Regions from separate parts of the Homo sapiens genome. Here regions 1 and 3 are each linked to region 2. A link is a loop called in an ENCODE intact Hi-C map of the cell type or tissue named here. Cell type or tissue: CD4-positive, alpha-beta T cell. All regions are shown on one strand. Each heading gives the region's core, and the rest is flanking DNA. Links, peaks and the distances in the headings are about the cores only.

Region 1 (6,134 bases), core at 673-5,672, 280 kb before region 2:
CACCACGCTGGCTAATTTTTTTTTTTTTTTTTGAGACAGAGTCTCGCTCTGTTGCCCAGGCTGGAGTGCAGTGGTGCAGTGTGGGCTTACTGCAACCTCAGCCTCCCAGGTTCAAGCAATTCTCCTGCCTCAGTCTCCAAAGTAGCTGGGACTACAGGCGCGTGCCATCACACCTGGCTAATTTTTTGCATTTTTAGTAGAGACAGAGTTTCATCGTATTAGCCAGGATGGTCTTGATCTCCTGACCTCATGATCCACCCACCTTGACCTCTCAAAGTGCTGGGATTACAGGTGTGAGCCGCCGTTCCCGACCTAATTTTGTATTTTTAGTGGAGACGGGGTTTCTCCATGTTGGTCAGGCTGGTCTTGAACTCATGACTTTGGGTGAACCGCCCGCCTTGGCCTCCCAAAGTGCTGTGATTACAAGCGTGAGCCACAACGCCCAGACTTGATTTTGAACTTTAAATAAGTGGAATGATATGATACATATTCTTTTTCCTGGCTTCTCTCTCTTCATATTATGTTGGTGAGATCACCTCTGTTGATGATGTGAGGTAGAGATCAAGTTTCTTTTTTTCTTTTTTCATACGGATATCTAATTGACCCAGCACCTTTTATTGAAATAATTATTTCCCAACCCCGACATATTTTTTTTTTTTTTTGAGATGGAGTCTCGCACTCTCGCCCAGGCTGGAGTGCAGTGGCGCCATCTCGGCTCACTGCAAGCTCCGCCTCCTGGGTTCACGCCCTTCTCCTGCCTCAGCCTCCTGAGTAGCTGGGACTACAGGTGCCTGCCACCACACCCAGATGATTTTTTGTATTTTTAGTAGAGATGAGGTTTCACTGTGTTAACCAGGATGGAAATCTCCTGACCTCGTGATCTACCCGCCTCTGCCTCCCAAAGTGCTGGGATTACAGGCATGAGCCACCGCGCCCAGCCTGACATATTTTTTAAATACTGTTCTATTTTCTGATTATAAAATCAAGACACATGCCAAGCATGGTAATATGTGTTTGTAGTCCCAGCTACTTGGGAGGCTGAGGCAGGAAGATCACTTGAGCTCGGGAGTTTTAGAACAGCCTGGGTAACATAGCGAGACCCCCATCTCTAAAAAATTTTTTTAAAAATTAAGACACATTAAAAAGCCTTGACAATCCTGAGCATTGATAAAGTTGTGGAGGGTGGAGCCATCCTGGGGAGCCATTTGGAAGTACCTAATAAATATGAATATATGTACACCTGTGAACCAGCCATTCTGCCCCTTGGTCTACAGCATAGAGCAGCTGTTCTCCAGGTATTGTCTGGGAACCCCTGGGGGCAACGTGAGACTTTCAGTGGGTCTGTGAGGTAAGATATATTTTTTTCTCTCTCTAAATAGCTCTTAAGTGGAGTTTTGGAGACTATGTGGTATCTGATATCTTTGGGGAACAGCTTCAACACAACATCCTGGTGACCTTGCACATATCCACATAGGCCATGCAGGCAAGTTTTGAACCACATTTTTTTTTTCTTTTTGAGATGGAATCTTGCTCTGTGGCCCAGGTTGGAGTGCTGTGGCATGGTCTCAGCTCACTGCAACCTCTGCCTCCCAGGTTCAAGTGATTCTCCTGCCTCAGCCTCCCAAGTAGCTGGGATTACAGGCGCCTGCCACCACGCCCAGCTGATTTTTTGTATTTTTAGTAGAGACGGAGTTTCACTATGTAAGCCAGGCTGGTCTTGAACCCTGACCTCAGGTGATCCATCCACCTCAGCCTCTCAAAGTGCTGGGATTATAGGTGTAAGCCACCACGTCCAGCTTGAACCACAGTTAATCTGAATCTTGGCAGAATTCCCTGTGGTCCTTCCTGGGACATGAGAGCCTAGAAGCTTGTGAGTAGCTGCTCCCCTAGGCCACTTCCAACTTGCCTCCCTATATCTCCTGGGAGGGTTCTGGTGAGATATGTGGCTTTCTGCCTTGGCCCTAAAGGGTTTAGTTGTATACTCTAAAGCCACTTAACCGGCTGGGCATGGTGGCTCACACCTATAATCCCAGCACTTTAGGAGGCAGAGGTGGGTGGATCACCTGAGGTCAGGAGTTCTAAACCAGCCTTGCCAACATGGCGAAACCCCACTACTAAAAATAACCTGTAATCCCAGTTATTCGGGAGGCAGAGGCAGGAGAATTGCTTGAACCTGGGAGGCAGAGTTTGCAGTGAGCCGAGATTGTGCCACTGCCCTCCAGCCTGGGAGACAGAGCAAGAGTCTGTCTCAAAAAAAAAAAAATTAATTAATTAGAAAAAAATGGCCTGGCACGATGGCTTATGCCTGTAATCCCAGCACTTTGGGAGGCCGAGGCAGGCGAATCATTTGAGGTCAGGAGTTCGAGACCAGCCTGGCCCACGTGGTGGAACCCTGTCTCTGCTAAAAATACAAAAGTTAGCCGAGCGTGGTGTCACGCGCCTGTAGTACCAGCTACTCGAAAGGTTGAGGCAGGAGAATCGTTTGAACCCTGGAGGTGGAGGTTGCAGTGAGCCGAGATCATGCCATTATGTTCCAGGCTGGGTGGCAGAACAAGACACCGTCTCAAAAAAAAATAAAGTAAATAAAATAAATAAAAATAAAACCACATAACCATCACAGACACTTAAAACCAACAGTAAGTGCAAAACTATGCCTACTGGTGCATGCATATTCCCTGATCTCTCTATTGTTTTCACTCCAGATCTCAGCTGCTTTAAAGAATAAAAACCTCCTTGGGGGCCTGCCTCCTCTGCATTGCCCTGCATTCCCTGAACTCCCAGCTGAGGAGATAAGGTGGTCTCCTGGCAGCTGGAGTGCCTGTGTAAAACTGTGTTTTTGCAAAAAAAGGACTTGATAGAGTTTGGACAAAACTTGCAGTGCAGAGAAAAAAAGTCAAATTAACTATGTGGTTTGGGTGGATTCATTGTGTGTAAAAATGTATAATTGGTATTAACAGTGTATTACATCTTTGAACCTTAAATGCTCATAAAATGTTAGAGAAAATTGCTTTGATGTCCAATGCTATAAATGATGTTCTGTTCATTGGCAAGCCAGAAATGTCTACTTTCTGTGTTAACAGCAGTCAGCATGGGTGACTGGTAAACCCCAACAAAACTCAGAGGACTGCTTGCCAATTAAAATTTCTTGAAACAACATGGGTGGATTCACAAGGCTAATCTCTCCGGCAGTCAAAGAACAATTGCTGCCTCTTACAAAGTAAGAACTCTGTGTTCCCAGTATTAACACTACTGCTGCATGCCAAACTTGTAACTCCTGTCAAAAGCTGGCCCATTTATCTTCTAGTAAAAAACTGGTCATACTACACAGGAGTCTGTCCCCACCTGCATCTGCAGCGATCTTTGACCTCCACCCACTCCAGGCTAATGGCTGTACTTTTCTTCCCAGGTTTTTCCTTTATTCAGGTTTTAAAGCGTTTCCGTCCATTCAGTTGACTCTGGCCCCACTGTGGCCCTTGAAACTAATCTGTTACGTTTTATTCAATGGACATTTCACAGACCCAAGTAGCTGATCCTGCCGAATGTATCGTGGAAATAGATGCTTTCAGTATGAGTGATATTTGTCCTGACCTCAAGGGATGCTCCCAATGGGGAAAGGCCACTGTTAGGACAGTGGCAGTGGGACAAGTGCACAATTGGGAGCCCACCAGGCCACACGATGGCAGTAAAGCAGCATATAATACAAGGCTGGGACGGTGCGGGGGCACTCTACCCACTAAAGAGCCAGGAGAGGCAGAAGTGCTAAAGGAAACCCGACACCCTGTGTGGACTGCCCTCCCACTCAGCCAATTAGTCCCAAAGAGCCTTAACATTAAGAGTGTGGGTGACTGGTAAGTATGCAGACTGGAGCCTGTGGCAAAAAGATGTAGCCGCTAAGCAATGATCCCCCTGTGGACGTGGATAAAGCATTTGTCTGATGCCACTACCAGGTATATCCTTTTTGAGAGGAAATTATTGGCTTGTTATTGGCTGTTAGTGGACATTGAGAGACTAACAAAGCAACAGCAGGTGTTATTATGCCCTGACATCCATGAGAGGGTCAAAAATGAAAACACCAACAAAACGGATTTTTCCCAGAAAAGAAATAAACTAAGAGTGTAACAGGAAGAGCCGCAGACAAAACCCCTCACACACAGAGTTGAGGAAGGAAAGGGCTTTATTTGGCCGGGAGCGTCGGCAGACTTATGTCTCCAAAAACCGAGCTCCCCAAGTGAGCAATTCCTGTCCCTTTTAAGGGCTTACAACTCTAAGGGGGTCCATGTGAGAGGGTCGTGATCGATCGATTGAGCAAGCAGCAGGTACATGACAGGGGGCTGCATGTACTGGTAATCAGAACCGAACAGAACAGGACAGGGATTTTCACGATGCTTTTCCATACAATGTCTGGAATCTATAGATAACACAAGCAGGTCAGGGGTTGATTTTTAACTACCAGGCCCAGGGCATGGTGTCAGGCTGTCTGCCTGTGGATTTCATTTCTGCCTTTTAGTTTTCACTTCTTTTTTCTTTGGAGACAGAAATTGGGCATAAGACAGTATAAGGGGTTGTCTCCTCCCTTAACAGTTTAACACGTGCAGGAAAAAGTGGCTAGTCACCTTCTAGATATGGCTGTCTCAAATGTGGGGTTCTGTGCCAGAGCTTCCTGGGGGCTTTGGTACACCACTGTTTCTGAAAATGCCTGGGCCTGATTCAGGGACACATCAGCTCTGTTAAAGGCTGATGGGGTGCATTGGGCCACTGCAGCTGTTCAGCCTCCAGGAAATCGGTTTGTTTTTTTTTGGGGGGGATGGAGTTTTGCTCTTCTTGCCTAGGCTGGAGTGCAATGGCACAATCTCGGCTCACTGCAACCTCCGCCTCCCAGGTTCAAGCAATTCTCCTGCCTCAGCCTCCTGAGTAGCTGGGATTACAGGCACCCACCACCACGCTCGGCTAATTTTGTATTTTTAGTAGAGACGGGATTTCACCATGTTGGTCAGGCTGGTCTCAAAATCCCGACCTCAGGTGTTCCACCCACTTCGGCCTCCGAAATTACTGGGATTACAAGCGTGAGACACCGCACCCAGCCGGAAATCTGTTTTAAACTGCAATGGAAAAGGGGAGAGAGAGTAAGAGAGAGAGCAGAGCTCTGGGTTGTGGTGTTTGCTCTGGAAAATATCTCCTACAATTCATCTTGTTAACATTTTCACTGACTGGTGGGGAGTAGCTGATGGACTGGCAATGTGGTCTGGTGCCTGGCAGTGGGGCATCTTGATGATTAAGTCTCAAAGACTGAGGTCTTTTTAGGGATGAACACTGTGGCAGCAGACTACACTGGACTCACAGCCCCGTTCATGACTCTTGTGGCTGCCCATGAAAAACGACCATTCAAAGATGAACATCGATGGAATCGACAAGTTAAACAGACCCATGCTGGCCAGGTAAGGACCACGGCCATGTGGACATACTATCACACAAGGCATGGTAATCCATCTGCAACTCAGGACTGCATCGCCAAATTTGGCATAGTGATTCCAGCACGGGAGGCTAAGGAAGTCTGGCAAGTGTGCCTGACTGCCAGCTACACAGTTGGGTGACAAAGGGAACTCCAGGGTGCATAACCAGGGGTGCTATCCCTGTCTGCACAATAGACATGGGCCAGACTATTCGAGGATTCTTAGATGGACTATGTTACATATTTAGATTCCCTGAACACGTCTAATCAACAATGGGCTACTTTTACAGTAAAAAGTACCCCAGAGGCCGGATGCTGTGGTTCACGCCTGTAATCCCAGCCCTTTGGGAGGCCAAGGTGGGTGGAACACCTAAGATCAGGAGTTTGAGACCAGCCTGACCAACGTGGCGAAATGCTGTCTCTACTAAAAATACAAAAATTAGCTGGGTGCGGTGGTGGGCACTTGTAGTCCCAGCTACTTGGGAGGTGAAGGCAGGAAAATCACTTGAATCCAGGAGACAGAGGTTGCAGTGAGCCAAGATTGCGCCATTGCACTCCAGCCTGGGTGACAGAGCGAGACTCTGTCTCAAAAAAAAAAAAAAAAAAAAAACAAAAAACTCTCCGTAGTGGTGATAAAAAGTTGCATTGCCTGACTTCTTGCTGGCTTTTTGAGGTAAGGGTATGT
Region 2 (6,134 bases), core at 585-5,584:
GGGAGGAAGGTGGAAGGAGGAGGAAGGAAGGAAGCGGACGACTTCCCAGCCTCGGGGCCAGCTTCGCGCCCGGGGTCTGCGCGAAAACTTGGTACCGGTTCCCAGACTCGGACAGGCGCCGGGCGACGCACGGAGTTTCCTTCTGCTCACCGGATGCATGGGGGGCGGCGGCGGCCCCCAGCTCTCAGGCCTGGAGGGCGTCCCCGGGAATATGCACCCTGACACTGAGCGCCTACTGTGTGGGCTGGGGGACAGCCACAGCCATCCCTCCCAGCCGCAGTCCCGGCGGATCCTCACTTGCCCGAGGGCTACGTGAGGACTAGGTGAGGCGGTGCGAGGACAGTGCCCAGCGCAGACCTTGGCACTCAGTAGACACTCCACAAATGCCGGTTCCCTTCTACAGGCCCAGTCGCCAGCTCAGAGGACACTCGATCTCCTGCCCCCTGGGACTGACACCATCATCCCAAGGTGATCCCCAGCCCCAGCCCTGGCAGGCTCAGCGCTGGCGCAGTGGGCCAGGACTGAGCTAGAAACTGGCAGCTCCCAGGGCACACAGCCAGGCCAACTTCCCACACAGGGCTCCGCCCCCTCACTTCGGGGCAGGGGTCCAGGCAGAATCAGGGATGTTGAGTCATTCTTCCTTTTATGCCCAGAGTTCCTGACCCACCCCCACTCTGCACCTAGCACAATCAGAACATTTCACTCAAGACAGAAAACGTGAAATGTCACACTAGTGGGGCACCCAGGCTGGGTTGTGCACCCTGTGTGCCACCATATATTTCTCACCTAAAGGTGGGGGCATCGCTGTGGACAAAGAGAAACCCAAGGGGACAATCTGGGATGTTCCCAGTAGTTTCCCAGGCTAGGGTGTTAGAACAGGGAGAGGAAGGCCTGGGTCTCCAATAAGCCCCCATCACCTCCTGGCCAAGAAGGGCTTAAGACTCACCGTGCTCAATACACATGTGGGGGGCAGGGATATGACAGTTCCCAGGCAGGATGCCCTCTGGGAGGGTCTTAGTGAGGGACTGGAGTCACATCCTCCCTGACAGCCCAGCCTGGTTATCCCACCTCTGCCTCCTGAGCGCCACTCTCCAAAGCTGGGTGCAGCCTAGGTCCCCCTTCTGCAGAATGGCCAGTGTATGCTCCTCATGTCCAGCTCTAGAGCCATCCTGTGTTCCACACCCTGGGTGCCCAGCCCTCTGCCTCCCTAAAGGTTGCTCATTCCACTCTGCACCATCCACAAGCTTGGTTTCTTGTTCCTTGGTTTTCCAGTCCCTGCCCCCCAGCCAAGCTCCTAAGAGTTGTTCTAAGCCTGGGCAACATAAGGAGACCCCATATCTACAGAAAATTTTAAAATTAGCTGGGTATGGTAGCAAGCACCTGTGGTCTCAGCTACTTGGGAGGCTGAGGTGGGAGGATCATTTGAGCCCAGGAGATGAAGGTTGCAGTTATGATTGTGCCACTGCACTCCAGTCTGGGCAACAGAGCAAGACCCTGTCTCAAAAATAGAAAAACAAGGCCTGGTGCAGTGGCTCACACCTGTAATCCCAGCACTTTGGGAGGCAGAGGCAGGCAGATCACCTGAGGTTGGGAGTTTGAGACCAGCCTGACCAACATCTCCATGTTGGATAGACATGGACCAACATCTCCATGTTCAGTAGAGCCCCGTCTCTACTAAAAATACAAAATTAGCCAGGTGTGGTGGTGCATGCCTGTAATACCAGCCACTCAGGAGGCTGAGGCAGGAGAATCGCTTGAACTCGGGAGGCAGAGGTTGTGGTGAGCCAAGATCGCGCCATTGCACTCCAACCTGGGTGACAGAGCAAGACTCCATCTCGAAAAAAAAAAATGAAAAAAAAAAGAATTGTCCTTTCCCACCTCCTATGCTTGCCTTTGGCTTCTCTACTCTGCTGCCCCCAACCCCAGATCCTTTAGGGGCCTCTCACCTGGCCTCTTCCTCCCTACTTTTTTGGTCTTTGGCTCTCCCATACCCTCTTATCTGCCCACAGCTCATGGTTGAGCTTGGTGGGTGTTTTGGGCTCCACCCAGGGCTGTGCATGGGCAGGAGTGAGTGGAGGCTAGGATCACCCCAGTGGCTTGGAAATCGCAACCATGCATCTCACAGGCATGTGCCCATGTGTGCAGGCATTTTCTGTGGGTCTAAGGGAGGAGACCACCCCTCATATTGTCTTATGCCCCATTTCTGCCTCCAAAGAAAGAAAAAGTAAAAACTAAAAGGCAGAAATGAAATCCACAAGCAGACAGCCCGGCGCCACACCCTGGGTCTGGTAGTTAAAGATCGACCCCTGACCTAATCAGTTATGTTATCTATAGATTACAGACATTGTATAGAAAAGCACTGTGAAAATCCCTATCCTGTTTTGTTCTGACCTAATTACTGGTGCATGCAGCCCCCAGTCACGTACCCCCTGCTTGCTCAATCGATCACGACCCTCTCACGAGCACCCTCTTAAAAGGGACAGGAATTGCTCACTCGGGGGACTCTGCTCTTGAGACAGGAGTCTTGCCGATGCCCCCGGCCAAATAAACCCCTTCCTTCTTTAACTCGGTGTCTGAGGAGTTTTGTCTCTGCAGCTCAGGCTTGCAAAGCCTGGAAATACAAGTTGCCTGGGGAAAGTGACCCCTCCAAGGCAGAAACCAAACTTGGCCCAGATGCTGTACCAAGGCTAGGACTTGGCCCAGATGCTGTACCAAAGCTAGGTGGCTCCCCAAACCTTCCTACAGCTCTGTAAACAGCAATTTTTTTTTTTTTTTTTGAGACAAGGTCTCACTGTCACCCAGGCTGGAGTGCAGTCACGGCTCACTGCGGCCCCAATTTCCCCAGGAAACTGGGGTGATCCTCCCACCTCAACCTTTGGAGTAACTGGGACCACAGATGCACACCACCACGCCCAGCTAATTTTTGTATTTTTTGTAGAAGTAGGGTTTTTGCCATGTTTCCCAGGCTGGTCTCGAACTCCTGGGCTCAAGCAATCTGCCCGCCTCAGCCTCCCAAAGTGCAACAGCACTTTTATCAAACTCTCCTCAAATACCCAGTTTGTTAAGAATGACTGTGTTCTGCTGGGACCTTGGTTACAGTTTGTAGGTGAGAACTCTGCATCAGGCTGGTGGAGCAAAGCAACACCCACTGATGCTTGTAAAGCCCAGGGTGAGAGTAACCAGGTGAGAATGAGGCCATCAGCCCAGCCCCAGGACTGACTGCAGGACCAGATCGGTGAGTTCTACAGTGGAACGCTTGCTCAAGGATCCTTGCCATTCTTCTTCATTCAGCACCTGGTCCCCTTTCCTCCACATCAGAGGAGGAACACGCTAGATATTATCTTTTTCAGATTCCTTTGCCCCAGGGCAAGAGCTTTTGCCCAGCCCCAACCAATCAGATGTAGCCTCCCTGGAGTCAGTCAGGGGTACTGGCCACCAGCTTTGATGGAGGGCTGCAGCAGTCCTGGCAGAAACATGAGTCTGCACCTGTGGGGAGGGCTGTGTGAGTCACAAAGGCCCCTGCTTCCCCCTCGTGGCAGGAGCAGTGGCATGCTCACCAGGCCAAAGTAGCACTGTGGTTTGGGCTGGAGACGATACTGCTTCGACTTGGAACCTTTCTTTCCAGCCGCCTTGTTGGCTCTGAGGGCTCCACAGTTGCTTTTCATAAATTGGGTTTCTGATTAAGTTGGGCAGAGTCAGTTTCCTCCAACTGACAGAGAAGTTCTCACCAGGGCCGGGCACCGTGGTGACTCATGCCTGTAATACCAGCACTTTGGGAGGCAGAGGTAGGCAGATACCTCTTGAGCGCGGAGTTTGAGACTAGCCTGGGCAACATGACAAAACCCCGTCTCTACAAAAAATACAAAAATTAGCTGGGCATGGTGATGCGTGCCTGTATTCCCAGCTACAAGGGAGGATTGCTTGAGCCCAGGAGGCAGAGGTTACAGTGAGCTAAGATTGCACTACTGCACTCCAGACTGGGCAACAGAGCAAGACTCTGTCTCAAAAAAAAAAAACCTAAAAAAAAAAAGAAAACATCTGGACAAGGTGGCTCAAGCCTGTAATCCCAGCACTTTGGGAGGCCGAGGCGGGTGGATAACCTGAGGTCAGGAGTTCAAGACTAGCCTGGCCAACATGGCGAAACTCCATCTCTACTAAACATACAAAAAAAATTAGCCAGGCGTGGTGGCGTGCACCTATAATCCCAGCTGCTCAGGAGGCTGAGGTGGGAGAATCACTTGAACCAAGGAGGCGGAGGTTGCAGTGAGCCGAGATCGCACCACTGCACTCCAGCCTGGGTAACAGAGCGAGACTGCTTCAAAAAAAAAAAAAAAAAAAGAGAAAACTAGGCTGGGCGTTGTGACTCACGCCTGTAATCCCAGCACTTTGGGGGGCTGAAACGGACAGATCACTTGAGGTCAGGAGTTCCAGACCAGTCTAGCCAACATGGCGAAACCCCGTCTCTACTAAAAATACAAAAATTAGCTGGGTGTGGTGGTGCATGCCTGTAATCCCAGCTACTGGGGAGGCTGAGGCATGAGAATCACCTGAATCTGGGAGGTGGAGGTTGCAGTGAGCCAAGATCGTGCCACTGCACTCCAGCCTGGGTAACAGAGTAAGACTCTGTCAAAAAATAAAAAAATAAAAAAAGGGGAGACAGAGAGAAAGAGAGAAATAAAAAATAAATAATTTTTTTTAAAAAATTAGTCCCCATCAGGAATGGTAGCAGATGCCCAGGGAAATGGGGGTGTCCGACTTGTCATCTGCCTGGTTGGAGCTAAAAGCAGTGGAAGTCCAGGCCTGAGGAAGGAAAGGGCTCTGGCAACTTGTGGCAGGCAGAGGAGACCGAGCTGGTAAAGTCACTGCTGGTGGTGTTGCATGATAAAAAACTAAATATTTAGTTTTAGTTCTCCATTCCTCACACAGAACTCCTTAACCCCTTAGAATTTACCATCCTTCTGATGCAAATGAGATGACTCCTAGCAGAGGGCCACTAGATAGCTTCACGATATTGGCCTGAAAGACCAAATAAGTTGCCAGGCCCAGTGGCTCACGCCTGTAATCCCAGCACTTTGGGAGGCAGAGGCAGGCGGGTCACCTGAGGTTGGCAGTTCAAGACAAGCCATGGAGAAATCCTATCTCTACTAAAAATGCAAAAAATTAGCCAGGCGTGGAGGTGCATGCCTGTAATCCCAGCTACTCCGGAGGCTGAGGCAGGAGAATCACCTGAACCCGGGAGGCGGAGGTTGCGGTGAGGCAAGATCGCACCATTGCACTCCAGCCTGGGCAACAAGAGTGAAACTCTGTCTCCAAAAAAAAAAAAAAAAAGAAAAGAAAAGAAAAGAAAAGAAAGAGAAAGACCAAATAAGGATAAGAGTTTTGGAACTTTGAGTCACATCTCCCAAACTCTGGGGAACGGAGGGAGGCTAGAGATTGAGTTCAATCACCAATAGCCAATGATTTAATCAACCATGCCTTTGTAATGAAACCTCCATAAAAATCATTAAATAGTGGGGTTTGGGAGCTTCTGGGTTGGAGAACACATTGAGGTGCAGGGAAGATTGGTGTGCTCGGAGACGACATGGAAGCTCTGTGCCCCCTCCCCTCATACCTTGCCCTGTGCATAGCTTCATTTGGCTTGTTAAAAGAGAAAATTACAATGAGTGGTGGTTGCTTCTAATGGCACCAAACAGCTTAAAGAAAGAGAATGGCATGATGAGGTCAAGTTGTTAGCTGCTTGCAACAAGGCACAAACTGAAAACTTTTTCAACTCTGCTAAAATGAGCCTCTTGCAGCCATGGGGCTGAGATGGCTCAATATCTAACCCAAGGGCTGATTCTGTGTGTTCCAGATTAAAATACTGGTTGAATCACAGCCTCACTCAGTCTTTTTCTTTTTTTTTGTTTTTTGTTTTTTGTTTTTTGTTTTTTGAGACGGAGTCTCACTCTGTCGCCAGGCTGGAGTGCAGTGGCACGATCTCGGCTAACTGCAACCTCCGCCTCCTGGGTTCAAGCTATTCTTCTGCCTCAGCCTTCTGAGTAGCTGGGATTACAGGCACGAACCACCACGCCCAGCTAATTTTTGTATTTTTAGTAGAGACAGGGTTTCACCATGTTGGTCAGGCTGGTCTCAAA
Region 3 (6,134 bases), core at 547-5,546, 110 kb before region 2:
GAATTTACACAATGGACACTGAACATCATTCAAACAGGAAATGTAGACTTTAAGGCAGGAAGTATTATTAGAAATAAAAACGAATTTTTTATGACAAAAAGATCAAAACAGAGATAATAAAATTTAAAATATATATGCATGCCTTGCTTCAAATATAGGATCCAAAAGTTGACAGAGTTAAAAGGAGAAATGGGCACAGCCATGGGAGGTGTGAGAAGGGAGCCAGTGGGAAAGCAAAAGACTGAAGAACAAGGAGACTGGGGTGGGGAGTAAGAAGCAAAGAAGGACCTGGGCTTGGCTGGTCCTCCAAGGGACCCAGGGACCCGGTCCAATCATGGACTGAGGACATGGGCTCAGGAGGTGGACTGAGGCCCCCGGAGAGAGCGGCAGGGTGGGAGGTGTAACCTGCACAGCATGGAGCAGTGGGAGCCTGGGGTTCCATCTGGAGACATGGGTTCTAGTCCCACTTGCTGTGTTTTTGGGGCATGTCACTCCATCTCCCTGGGTTCAGCCTCCCCAGGGAAGGACACTCTCTCCACCCTTCCCCAGCCTGGCCCTCACAAACGATGATGCCAAAGCAGTATCCTTCATGTGTGGGGTTAGCGATAGGGCCGCTGGCCAGAGAGAAGATAGAGGCAGGGCCTCTGGCATTGTGTGGAGCCTGGATCTTGCTCTGCAGTCTGGGAGAACCCTGGGCATGGGAGGAAGAGCCAAGAAACCTCTCAGGCTGGATGACAGCCTCTGGGGGCTCACACCGTCCTCTACCCTAGGAGAGGCCAGGGCAAGGTGTGCACCCTGCTGCTGTGCACCTTCTCCTTGTCCTCCTCTGAGGCCTCAGGCAGTCGCCCAGTTGGGTCACTCTTCACCAGGGTTAGGCCTGGCACCTTGGCATGGAGGGCCAGCTCTTGCCCACAGGCTCTAGAGGCCCTGAGGGTCACCAGGGCCCTTCCCCCTCCCGTGACAGCTTGCACAGGATGCTGTCTTTGGAAAGGTGGTTAGGGACTCACACCTTACAGAAGAGGAACCAGAAGCTTGGAAAAGATGACTGTTCCTAGGTGGTCAGTGCCAGGGCCTGGCCAAAGCCCACTTCTCAAGCTCCAAGTCCATGGGGTGTTCCACCAGAACATCATTCCCCATTGAGCAGAGCCTCTGCCTGTCCCCAATGCTACACACACACTTCAAACATATACATCAAACACACAGACACACACACACACAGAGTTCTGCTGCCTCCACTCCAGTCAGCAACCTGGGCTGGGCGCAGGCGCGAGGGTTTGTCTCTGCGTGGGGGCTTGGGAGTGCCCCACACACATTTCTTTGGGTGTAGAGAACCAGGCGTCCTGCCCCTCCCCCAGCTCCGGATGGGTCTGTGCCTGGCCCTGCTGACTTCTGCCCTGAGATGAAGCTGTAGACACAGCCTGTAGTGTGGAGTCTTCCTTGGGTCCCTATTTGCACACCCAGCATCCCACCCAACCTGGAGATAAGGTGAAGAGGCCCAGTCAGCCCCCAAAATTTGGTGTTTCCAAGGTCCTTCAGGTGGACAGTGCAGCACCGCCCAAGGAGCACTAGGGCATGGAGTGCGGTGGAAAATTCTGCAAGCCAGGGGGCTGGAAACCAAGTACTGCTATGGCCGTGACCTTGTGGCCTTGAATGACAAAGCACCTGCTAGGTGCCTCCCAGGACAGCAGGTCCTCAGGCCAGAGGCAGTTTTCTGCCCACTTCTTCACCACTCAGCAGTCCAGAGGCTGCCCTGCCATTCAGGCTCCCCTGCCCTCTGGCTTTCAGGTGGCTTGGCCAACGGGACGGGCTGGCAGGAGTCTGGGCAGTGGGGAGGAACAAGAGGCCAGGGTAATTATTCCCCCAGCATCCTCCCTCTGAAGCTTCCACCTTTAGCCACAGCCCCACTGGTCCTGATGACTACTCTGTCCCTACCCCTAGAGCCCAGGACTGGTAACAGCTGTGCTTCACCATCCCTTATTGGCTTCCCAGAGCCTGCAGCTCTGTAAGTAGTCCCCTCATTAAACTCTCTTCCAGCTGCATCTTTCCTGGTACATGCTGTCAGTTTCCTGCCAGGAGCTGGACTGATCCAGCACTTGATAAATGTTTCTTCATTAAATCCTGCCAGGTGCCAGCTTGGGATCCAACCCCATGACACAGAGTGGCTCCTGCCACATGCCAGAATGTCCCTGCCCTTCTCTCCAGAGGCCCAGTCAGTGAGAGGAGGAGGAACTAGAATCCAGGTCTCCTGCCTCCCAGAGCAAGGCTCCTGTCACTCCACTCCCTGGGGCTTCTTGGGCCTGAGATCTTGAGGCAAGTCTGGTGGTGGAGGAGGTCTTGAGCAAGACAGGCTTGAATCCTCTCTTCCTGGTGGCACCCATTCACTAGGGCAGCAGGTGCCCCAGCAGCACCAACTCACCAGCATGGGTGGAGGGGCCAGGTTAGCAGGTTCCCAGGCACCTGCAGCGTCAGCCAGCATGCAGCTCCTGGCTTCCCACGGGCGCCACTGACTCAGCAGTCAGAGGCTGTGGGTAACACTGCTGCCCCCTTTGCCAGCTTATAGGTGACAGAGGCTTCTATAGTCACTCACCGCTGGATAACTACTCCCCTTTTTGTCCTTCACACACTTTCATAATCAATCCCTTATATTTAAATTCCTTCCATTGGAAACACCTAGAGTGGTTTCTGGTTTTTTGTTGTTGTTGTTGTTGTTTTCTTTTTGAGACAGAGTCTCATTCTGCTGCTCAGGCTGGAGTGTGGTGGCATAATCTCAGCTCAGGCTGGAGTGTGGTGGCATAATCTCAGCTCAGGCTGGAGTGTGGTGGCATAATCTCAGCTCACTGAAACCTCTGCCTCCCAGGTTCAAGTGATTTTCCTTCCTCAGCCTCCCCAGTAGCTGGGATCACAGGTGCACACAATCACACCCGGCTAATTTCTGTATTTTCAGTAGAGATGGGGTTTCACCATGTTGATCAGGGTGGTCTCGAACTCCTGACCTCAAGTGATCCACCCACCTTGGCCTCCCAAAGTGCTGGGATTACAGGTGTGAGCCACTGTGCCCGGCTGTTTTCTTGACTAGTCACTCACTGTTATCTCAACTATGTCCTAAGACATAGCTCACCCTAAAACCAGAATTCACGTTAAAGACAGGGTAAGATTACTCACTAAGCTCCAGCACTACTGAATTCCACTGTTGTGATTTCTCTCTCTCTTTTTTTGAAGAGACAGGGTCTCACTGTCACCCAGTCTGGAGTGGAGTGGCATAATCTTTCACTGCAGCCTCAAACTCCTGGAGTCCAGCAATCCTCCCACCTCAACCTCTTAAATAGCTGAGACTACAGATGTGTGCTACCATGCCCAGCTAATTTTTAAACAGTTTTCGTAAAGATGGGGTCTGGCTATCTTGCCCAGGCTTGCAATTTATAGAGCTCCAGACACCCTCATTGGTAGCTGCTTCTGATAAATTCCACACTATGGCCAGAAGATGGCAGCAAACCACCAGCTTCAGCCACTTACCTGTGGCCCAGGACACCGGACCAGGTTTCCAAAATCTGAGCTTCACATTCCTAGACCTCCAGAGGTTCTCTTCATGGCCACCTGGACAACTGGCAAACCATTCTGTTTCCTTACACGTGCACATATCATCCAGATAACTGAAACTCTTATCAATAAAACCCCAACATCACAACCAGGGCATAAATTCTCTTTCAAACATCATGGTGATATCCTTATCTTAGATTTTTGGTAAACATTTGGAATTGGATAAACCATCATCCTTAATTAAGACAGAGAACACTTTTTTTTTTTTTTTTTTGAGATGGAGTTTTGCTCGTCACCCAGGCTGGAGTGCAGTGGCGCGATCTCGACTCAGTGCAACCTCCGCCTCCCGGGTTCAAGCGATTCTCCTGTCTCAGCCTCCTGAGTAGCTGGGATGAGAGGCGCCCGCCACCACACCTGGCTAATTTTTTGTATTTTTAGAAGAGACGGGGTTTTGCCATGTTGGGCAGGCTGGTCTCAAACTCCTGACCTCAGATGATCCGCCTGCCTCGGCCTCCCAAAGTGTTGGGATTACAGGGGTGAGCCACTGCGCCTGGCCGACAGAACACTTTTAAAGAGAGATCCATAAAACATCGCCAGTCAGCTGACCTAGGTAGTTTGGGGTGTATTTGTTCTTCAATGTGGCATCCTTAGGGAACCTGGTGGAGGAAACACATGCATCAGCAGCCATTGGTGCCAAGCAGAACACAGCTAGGTTCCCTGTATCCCCCAGCACCACCCAGAGTCACCTGTTGGCACTGGCCAGTGGGATCCAGGTCCTGACCATTTGGAAGGTTTCAGGTGGCTTCTAAGAATTCCAACATTCATCAGCATAAATTCAGCTGTTATCTTAATTAGCACGATTATTTCAGTATCAGAAAATTAATAAAAATATAGAACTCCTGGGTCATGTAACCATTTGGACAATTATTCCAACTTTTAAGTTGGTGAAAACGCTTTTTAATAAAGCACATCACTCCATAAAACGCCTTAAGGAGCCCCGGGTGGTAATGAGAAACAAAGGCCCTTTGTATGCTAACAGGTTTGTGAAAAATGTAATAATGAGGGCACACTTTCGTTGCAGTCTTAATAAAAATTAGGAAAAGATTGATCAAACTGAATTACAAATGTTCTATGCTGAAATTGTGGTCATGACCCAAGTTAAGCGATCACAAATTCTTGCTGGTGTTGGAATCTCCATTCTTGGTCATGGTTTGGAGTGAAGACAGAATTTCCTATCTTCTTGTGCCAGGTTTTTCTTCTCTATGTCTGTTATTATAACAATGTTCTGTGGCGGCTGAGCCATGACTCAGTGAGTGACTCAAAGCACGTTCAGTACTCACCCCTCCCGCGGGCACGTGCCCAGGCTTGCAGGCACATGGCCCCCCTCTCCCGGGAGCCTTCACCTACCCCTAAAACCTGCAGGGGCCTGAACCTGGAACAGAGAGGCCTCTGGAACAGAGGCATGGCTCTGTCGAGGTCTGTGGTGCTGACCAAGGCTGCTTCCCTCTGTGTCTGCTTGAAGTCCACCCTCAAGTGGATTTCCCATCCACCCTGCTCCCAGAGATGGTCAAGATGGAGACCCATTCCATGGTCTCCAACGGGAAAAGTCAGGACCATTCTGGGTGGCTATGAAAACCTGGCCAGAGCATCCAAGCTCACATGCTCCCAAATGATGGCACCTGGCTGCTGACCTGACTGTGGTCCCCACATCCGGCAGAAATGGGAAAGAAGGGACAATGGAGCCACAGCGAAGAATAGCAGCTATGACTACCCCCGGCACAGACAAGACCAACATGGCTCCTTAGGGACAAGGACTTTGTGGATTGTAGGGGCAACCCTACAGTGGATGGCTTTATTTAGGGCCAAAAAAAGGCAGGGGATAGGAGTCCTCCTGGAATTCTATCAGTCTGTCTCTCTCTAAACACTCAATGAAGACCTCGAGGGGAGGTTGTGGTCTCTGTGCCAGACGAGAGGAAATGCTAAGGGTCACTGGGTTATGGAGGATAAGCAGAGGGCCAAAGGGATGATCCCTCTGAAGGCCTCAAGGCTGAAGGGCCTTCCTCTCATCTGCCAGGCAGAGCTGCCACCCTATCTCTTCTGTTCCATGGGGGGCTGGCCTTCTGCTAAGGCCGAGGGTGGTCTCAAGTCAAGAGGAGTATCAACCCCCTGCCCTACAGACCCAACTAGCAACATGAGACCAGATAAGACAGTCTCCAAGCTCACCTCCAGGTACAAATCAGGAAGAACCATATAAGGCGGCCTTCATGGAGGCAGACAGTTTAGGAGCCGGCCCTAGGATGCCCTGATTTGGAAGGCAACACAGAAACCCTAAGTCCAGGAACAGGACCATGGAAAATGGCCCTCGAGACCCCCTCTGCCTAGAGTTGCCTGTAATTATGTCATCCTTTCCTAGTCCCTTTCAAGATAAATAGAACATGAGTGGAGAAGTGAGAATACGCAAACTGCAGATAAAGCAGGCCCCCTTGAAGAGACTGTAGACCCCTCTATCTCGGTCACCCGCCCTGCCCCAGATGGGGTTCTTCCTTCACGGAAGCTTTGACCCCACCAGACCCTGCCCAGGCGTCAAGGAGAGCCTC

Evidence for each region. A loop is a pair of places that touch in the nucleus more often than their neighbours do. Peaks named below come from ENCODE experiments on the same cell type or tissue, not always from the same donor. Only the 100,000 strongest peaks of a DNase experiment are listed, where the experiment ranks them.
Region 1: it touches region 2 in a loop (3-fold over the local background); 2 of 110 quality-filtered maps call a loop at or near these places.
Region 3: it touches region 2 in a loop (9-fold over the local background); 13 of 110 quality-filtered maps call a loop at or near these places.

What each region holds. Positions count from the first base shown.
Region 1 is chr3:48,229,171-48,235,304 of GRCh38, forward strand. No RefSeq gene overlaps it. Among named protein-coding and RNA genes, the nearest start is that of CAMP, 8.7 kb to the left of the region's middle. RefSeq lists an enhancer at 17-516. In CD4-positive, alpha-beta T cell, for the core only: CTCF peaks have their summits at 3,693 (motif pointing right) and 3,899; a DNase peak (open chromatin) is centred at 3,691.
Region 2 is chr3:48,504,273-48,510,406 of GRCh38, forward strand. It overlaps a transcript of SHISA5 not described here. Among named protein-coding and RNA genes, the nearest start is that of SHISA5, 3.2 kb to the left of the region's middle. RefSeq lists a silencer at 1-96 and an enhancer at 434-987. In CD4-positive, alpha-beta T cell, for the core only: a CTCF peak has its summit at 3,568 (motif pointing left); a DNase peak (open chromatin) is centred at 3,519; H3K4me3 peaks cover 89 bases; H3K27ac peaks cover 692 bases.
Region 3 is chr3:48,397,577-48,403,710 of GRCh38, forward strand. No RefSeq gene overlaps it. Among named protein-coding and RNA genes, the nearest start is that of FBXW12, 28 kb to the left of the region's middle. In CD4-positive, alpha-beta T cell, for the core only: CTCF peaks have their summits at 3,505 (motif pointing right) and 3,710; a DNase peak (open chromatin) is centred at 3,495.